2 separate regions of the Homo sapiens genome follow, and region 2 is linked to region 1. The links are chromatin contacts, found by Hi-C or POLR2A ChIA-PET in ENCODE. All regions are on one chromosome and are shown on one strand. Each heading gives the region's core, a stretch centred on a gene start or an enhancer-like site at or near the end of the contact. The rest is flanking DNA. Distances are from core to core; before and after follow the strand shown. Region 1 has its middle 61 kb from the start of DACT1. Region 2 has its middle 88 kb from the start of LINC01500.

The links. Hi-C counts contacts between places; a loop is a spot of excess contacts on that map. ChIA-PET counts read pairs that join two places held with the same protein, here RNA polymerase II (POLR2A).
Region 2: a loop to region 1 is called in a map of endothelial cell of hepatic sinusoid, with 3 times the contacts of the local background. The contact joins two enhancer-like sites. A Hi-C loop is called at or near these places in 1 of 168 maps with a recorded cell type or tissue (endothelial cell of hepatic sinusoid). POLR2A ChIA-PET finds 5 or more read pairs at or near these places in 4 of 52 experiments (A673, HEK293, PC-3 and 1 more).

What each region holds. Positions count from the first base shown.
Region 1 is chr14:58,696,766-58,700,536 of GRCh38, forward strand. No RefSeq gene overlaps it. Among named protein-coding and RNA genes, the nearest start is that of DACT1, 61 kb to the left of the region's middle. Within about 2 kb of position 1,591, at least 2 of the 41 ENCODE cell types and tissues checked have a DNase peak (open chromatin) inside an H3K27ac peak, as active enhancers do.
Region 2 is chr14:58,738,875-58,742,645 of GRCh38, forward strand. No RefSeq gene overlaps it. Among named protein-coding and RNA genes, the nearest start is that of LINC01500, 88 kb to the right of the region's middle. Within about 2 kb of position 1,902, at least 2 of the 41 ENCODE cell types and tissues checked have a DNase peak (open chromatin) inside an H3K27ac peak, as active enhancers do.

The DNA of each region.
Region 1 (3,771 bases), core at 341-2,840:
CAATAGTTAGATGGAGGACAGGTGATGAACAGGCATATTGGGAATGGGAGAAGTACAAAGCAGAGAAAGACTTCCAATGTAAAATTGGCAGTATCTGGTGATTAGATATTTGGAGTTGAGGGGATCCTCAGAGGGAAAGACCAGTGAATGCCAGATGGAGAGTAATGAGGTCCTGTGGAGGGGGAGATTTGGTTGGCAACATTTCAATAGCATCTTTCATTGACAGAGATTTATTATTGCCTGAAGTAATACAAGACACATAGGTGGGACCCAGAAATTAGAGCCCATATTTCACCCTCTTCTAGGCAAGGTGAGCTAAGGCTCTGTTTAGGTGGGAGATTGGCAAAGGCCATTCTCTCCTTTTGCAGGTAGCCCTTTGCCAAGGGGACCCCAAGTATACCTATCCCATGGGAGCAGCTCAGTGTCCAGGTAGGCTGGGCTCTGCCCCTACAGATGTATCCAAGAATAGGGACAGAGAAAAAAATATAGAAGAAAATAGATTAAAAAAAAAAGATTTAAAAAAAGGTTAATAATAGTAAAAATAATAGAAAAACATAGGTTAAAAAGAATTGACAAAACTTTAGGCATAAATGAGCGCCTCCTCTGCCTCATTGCAGCTGCTACAAGCTCCCCACCCCAGCATCCTCAACATCCCCATCCTCTAAGTGTCCTGGCTGACTTTGTTCTCAGGGGAGCCTGTTAGTAAGGCACCACTGCAAAGCAGCCATGATGGCAACATCATATGTATGGGACGGTATTTGAACAGGGAAAATGGATTAATTTGGAATTTATGTTCATTCCCAATAGGAGCTAAAGTTGACATTTACTTTAGAAATACCAAGAAAAAAAATAAACCAAATTGAGTAGAATAGACCAGATTTCAAGAGAATGCTTACCTCCTCAAGGGAAGGAAGTGTTTTCCAGTGCTTCAGAAGGAATCATTTGCATATAAACAATGCCCTCATGGGCTGAGGCCAGTGTGGCTCAAGCTGCCTCCTTAGAGCTAATTATAAGTCATTTTTCTTTTTTAAAGCAGTGTTTCTTCCACTGCACCTCTCCTGCTTTGATGCTGCCTGCACTTGAAGTTAAGAAAATCTCATTTCCTCATTCACAGACACCATTTCAAACTTTCTTAATTTAAGCAGATTTTCTTTCTCAAATACTAGAATACAAATTAGGGAAAAGGAAAAGATAGATTAAAAAGGATTGACAAAACTTTAGGCATAAATGAATGTCATTTGACTTATTCTCCCTGCCATTCTACCTCTCTTAATTTCTATTTGCTGCTGAAAAGCCTGAGCTGGGCTCAATGCCCTGGGTCTCCATGAACGTGTTCCCAGCCAGCCAGAGAGTGATCCTCTTTCCAAACTGGATCTCTGGCAATCTGCAAATCTGCCATGGCTTACACGGCAACTGTATAGGGAATTTTTCTTCCTAGAAAATGCAAAGAGATGATGTTTTCTGATTAAAAGGGGAAAAAAGCCTAGGTATTTTCACTTAAGATTATAAAATCTTTCATTCATGTTGTGCACATCCACAATGCTGCCACTGTTTTCTTTTCCTGACCCTTAGACTCTCAGTTGGGCACTGCCCTTCTAAGGTTTGAACATGAAGACAATGACTGCTTGAATCACCACTCAGGGCACAAACAGCCCTCAAGCACTCTCTGAGGTTTTTTTTTTTCCTTCTTCTCATATCTGTTTAAACATTTCAACTCAGCGTGCACTGTGTCTGAAAATGGCTCTGATGTAATTATTTACAATGATACCTCTCTGCCACAGCCTGTAATTCCCTCTTGATTAAGATGGTGATATTGATTTAGCTGGGATTGCATGCAAATAAACCATGACATCGGGAGAAGTGTAGTTTTTCAGTACGCCAGTGTGTCGGTGATTTCCATTTAGTAGTCGTTTCTCTCACCCATATGGCTTGACTACAGCATTTATACAGATTAGTAACTGTCTACTAGGCTCAGATATAAACTATAGTCACCAAAGTTCTCATCTGGAGCCTTTGTTTAGGTTGTACCTTTCAACCACAGCCATCTCCGCTCTACATTTATCAGAGTGATCGAAGAGGAATGAGCTCTCTCCGTTGGCCAAAAGCTCGTGGTACTTCAGAGGGAGACAGGTGGAGGAGGCGATTGAGAAAATATTTTAGGGCAATGGAGTGATTTGTTAGTTGGCCACTACACAAGAGTCTGTGTGGCATTCTCCAGCCATGTATTGAAGGCTATAATCTTTTAAATAAATAGTGCCAGTTCACATTTACTTGGCGCAAAATTTGCAGTTGTAGATCTTTTCAAGGGTAAGGAGAAAAAAAAATGCTTTGGGAGGGCATAACTATACCTACCACCCAAACAGACTTTGTGCTACCTGGAGTTCCAGTGTAAGGAGGGATCAGGAAGAATGAGTGCCATTGAGGACAAATCTAGGAGCAGTGGATTGACAGGGATTCCTTGCAACGTTAATTTGGAAAGTGTGTAATTCAAATAAAACTGATGTCTGAATTAAAAGGGATGCTTTTGTGTGTGCATGAGTAAATGTTATGAGCTATAGAAGATTAAAGAGGCATGACAACTAAAGGCAATACTTAATCCTAGGCTGGATCCTGTTGTGTGGGAGAAAAAAGACATTATTAGGTCAAGCAACCAATTGGAATATGGACAATAGATTAGATTAAATTATTGCATCAATGTTAAAATTGCTGAAGCTGACAACTGCAGCGTGGTTATACAGAAGAACACCCTAATTTTAGAAAATACACATAATGTACACCACTTACTCTTAAGTGATTCAAAAATTATATATATGTGATGTTTATCAGAGAGAGAAAGGCAACAAATGATAGCAAACAAGTGAACTGTTAATAATAGGTGAATGTGGGTAAAGGGTATATGGGTGCTGTTTTTTCTATTTTTCTTGCAATTTTTCAGTATGTTTAAAGTTATTTCAAAATAAAAAGCTAAAAGAGAGGGTGAATGCCTTTAAAGGTCTGACCCAAAGCTTGTCTGACTCAAAACTCTTTTGCCCTGGGGTAAGTAAAAATTCTGACTTTGCTTTTTTGGTGTCAGCGAACAAGTATTCCTGTGCTGCTTCCTTCCTGTTGTCCTCTTTCTGCAAAGAGTTTACTGGGAGAAGATATCAAATATCAGTTGTTGATGAAACAGATGTTGAATTACTCTGGATGCACTGCAAGAGCAGAAGTATTTTTGCTAAAGTCAAGATTCTGATTGGATGAAAGGGAATATTGTAGAAGCCCTCTTGGCTATTGTCTCTTTCTTTCTTTTCTCCCCTAGACTCCTTCCTAGCAGTTAGAATTGTCTTCATCCAACACTGTTTTTTCTCATGGTTTTCTTGCTCAATCACTTAGAATTCCTCCTTTTTATGCTTTGTCCAGCCTCATCCCCAAACTCCTGTTGTTTCTTATACTTTATCCTCAAATAGAACTTGCCTTCATTTCTGCTAATCAGTCCAACTCAAACTTTATACACTTTAACCAACCAAAGCTCTCTGATTACTTTTATTTTCTCCTTTTATATAATGTGTCTTTTTCCTGATAGCTTATGAAAATAATACATGTTTATCATGCATGGCTCACTGCAGCCTCAACCTCCTAGGCTCAAGTGATCTTCCCACTTCAGCCTCCCAAGTAGCTGAAACTACAGTCATGTGCCACCGTGCCTGGCTAATTTTTTTGATTTTCTTTGTAGAGACAGGGTTTCACTTTGTTGCTCAGGCTGGTCTTGAACTCCTGGACTCAAGCAGTCCT
Region 2 (3,771 bases), core at 652-3,151, 42 kb after region 1:
ATTTTAATCAGATGACTACAGTTTATTTTAAGACTGAGACAATGGACCCAAACATAGGAGAAAAACTGATGTAATCATTTTTTGGGGTAATTTATGAGACATACGTCCCTGGAGGCCAGGAGGAATGGGAGAGGATGTAATCAAACACAAGGCTGAGCTGCTTCTCCTTCAGAGATGGACTAGTTTCAGCAACTGCCACTCCCTGCCCTCCAGATGTCCAAGATAGTAAAAGAGAAAAGAAGTGCATCAGATAAAAGTGATGCAGAGGGTTCCACTACAAACCACAGTCCCTCTATGCCGTGTTCCTGAGATTCTTTTTCTCTGTTTACATCCAAAGCCATGAGTAGCATAAAAAACAGTCATTCTCTTCTGAGTTGCATATGCTTTAACAACAACAACAACAACAAAAGACAGGAAGAAAAGCTTCATCCAAGGCAGAAGTTCTGCTTAGACTCTAGTGGGCTCCTCCATTTCTCTCCAGTGTTTTGTCAGCTTGTGTTATAATAGAAACCTGAGCTTGCAGTGGGAAGAGTGGGTTGAATCTGATTTTTGCAAATTGGTAATTATCTTGGGAAAAGTTAACCAAGTTACCTGAGCCTTAGTTCTGTTCATCTGTAAAATTGAGGGTAGTAGTGACCTTGAAAGTGGTCATGAACATTTAATGAGAAGACACATAGAGTATGTGGGACATGCACTTATGCTAGTGGGTCCTCAGTAACTGCTTTTTGAGAGGAGATTCAGTAAATTTCAAGATGGCAGAGTCTGTGTCTTATCCCCTGGGTTTGTGTCCTGGGGTGAGGGGGCTGACATCTTCCTTAATATGTCTGTCTTGAAGGCTTACCCCTATTGCGTTAGTCTCTTACTAGATTGCTTTCACCTTCAACAACTGTTGCCTTCTGTTTCACTTCCCTGAATAGGTGTTATTCTCTCTCTGTGCTTTCATTGTTCACAGGCTACACATTCTGCAACTGTTGTCAATTACATGCTGAGATGTCCATGGTGAATCTGTTGACCTTTCAACGGGTGTTTTAATTTTAGGAGAGGATGGTGGGAAGAAGGCAGCGCTCAACACTGTGGATCAACAGTCTGGTTCCAAACACAGGCCAAACCTGCAAATGTGATCCACAGATGTGCATCCTTGGCATCCCCTGGTAGCTTGCAAGAAATGCAGATTCTCAGGTCCTACCCAGAACCCTTTGAATTGGAATCTGTATTCTAGCAAGATCCCTAGGTGATTTATATGCACATTAAAGTTTGAAAAGCACTGTTTTAGGGAAATAACTATTTCATAAGGTGGTTTTGAGGATTTAATGGGAATACATGTACAGAACACCTAATGCATGTAGATGTGTAATAGAGTGCTTAATAAATACTCCTGGCAAATCCCAAGAGAGAAGAAAGAGCCCTCTGTCTCCAGGGCCAATGATGTATAAAGCAGATAAAGAGAAAGGACAAACAACGCAGCACTCTTTAGAGTACTAAAAAAGGAGGTGTGTGTATGTGTTTTGTTTTGTTTTGCCAGAGGAAAGGAAAATACTAAAGGCAGAGGAAGGAATGAAAAAACTGGCAAGTAAGAGCGAGAAAATATGGAATGGAAAAACAAAGTACTTAGGAATGAAATACCTTGAGGTGGTGAAAGAAGAAATAAACAAGGGGTAAAGAGCTCTTAAAATGTACCAGTGCTGAAAATTTGGATGAGGGGAAAACTAGATTTCTCCAGATTGGCAAGGAGGTGTGAGTGTGTGATGTGTAAAGAGAGACAGCCAAACTCAAGTGATTTAGCATAAGTCTGGCTTAAAAAGTTTAATAGTCCTCGTGTAACATGGTAAGCTTGTATTTTGAATTTTCACTCAAGGACATCTTTGTTCAGAGGAGCAGCGTGGTTTGGTTTTGTGCCCGGGTGACTGGAAGGAGTGGGAGGCAGGTGGCCAAAATGGGGACTGTGGGGTTGTGTTGAGGTGTCAGCAAACAGGCAGGAGAAGTGCTGGCCCTCAACAACAGATTCTTTTTGGGGTTCCAGGTGACTGGGTGAGTTTACTGTTAATCACATCCACACAAATGGGTGGGAACAAAATCACAGCCCCTATTCTACATCATGTGGATGGGATGGTGCCAGCATGTGGGCTGTGTTAGGGACACAGTGGCTTTTTCTAGGAAGTGAGGGAAGGTCTCAGCATTAGAGAGTGGAAGGAGACATTCTAGCTCCCTTCTATCCCACCTCAGCCCATGCCAATGAAGCATTTCAAAGCAGGAGGGGGAAGAGGGAGAGTCTGGCAATACAGGGATGAGAGAGAGAGACAGAGAGACATAGAGTGAGAGCGAGAGCTCAGTAAGCTTACTTAACTTTTGTGAATCTCTACTTTTCATCTGCAAAATGGGCCCTGCCTCTCTAAGATGTCATGAGGTAAATTAGTGTCAGTTCTTTAGAAAACGTTCTAAGACAAATCTTAGCCTTCGACAAAGATGGGAACTTAGAAATCTTATAGAACCAAATCCCTTCCTTTCACAGGCAAGGAACTGAGACTGGGGCAGCCAAGAGTCTTGCAGATCTTGCTTAGGGACACAGAGTTCTTAATAACAGATCTCCAAGTGGAACCCAGGTTTCCCAGTTCCCAACCTAAAGCTTAAAACATTGGGAAGCTCGTTTTACCATTTTCTATGTTAAATTCAGGAGATGAAGGGACTTGCACTTTAATTTCTGGATCGTTGACTTTGTTGACCTTCACTGCTAGGGCAAAGATCTATGCTTAATGATAAGTGTTTTAACAGTGGGTGATTCTGAGTCTGACTTTTTATTTTGCTGAAAGGAATAGCCTTTACATTTTACTCAAATTTTAACTTTTGGCGTGGCTCATTTTTATTACCTTTGTAATTACAGTGAATTCAGCATGCTTCACTGTTGTGGAATTTGTTGGTGTCTTGGAAAGATCACAGATAGGCTTTGACATACACAAACCTGGCTCAAATCCTACCTCTGCCACTTATTTGCGCTCTAACAACTCTGGACAAGTTCCTTAATTGTTTGGAGCCAGTTTTCTTTATAATAGATTCTACCTATTATGTTATGGAGTTATATTAATTATGAAGTTGTTTGATAGTATTAGAAATAATGTTTAAAAGTGCTTAGAATTAGAAAAGCGTCTGGAATATAATCAGAGTTCAATAAATGGTAGCTATCCACATCAATAAATACTCATTAAGCACCCAACTGAACAAAATATGATGGTTGATTGGGAGCTCAGTCTCCCACAAATAAAATATTTGCCACATGTCTTCACTGATCTGCCATAGTGTCTACATTGGAGGTAGCAAAAGTAGTAATTTAATAGTCTATTATCCAACCCCATCCCAAAACTGAAGTTGAACCCCTGACTGCAGATAATTGTTGAAATACTCAAATAATATTTCCTGCAATGCCTTAGCTACCCTTCTTTCCCACATTCTTTTTTTAAAGCCTTTGTGAGTTTTATTTAAATGTCTGAGATGAGAATGAAGCATATATTTCTGTGTTTATTCAGTACATTTCCCACATACACGGTAGGTGCTGAATTCACACACGTGACCCTAGAATCTTTTTTGGGTTCATCAACTGGTGTAATATCAAAAGTGGCAATTCAACAGAATTTTAACCTATCAATGGGCCAAACACATATATGACACTTTTAGTCGAATAACAACCATTGTCTCTCCGTTCATCACTTCTCCTATATTTTGCTTTGTGATGCTGGGTATAAGGCTCTGAAATTTACATTTCTCCTTTACCAGCTGGCT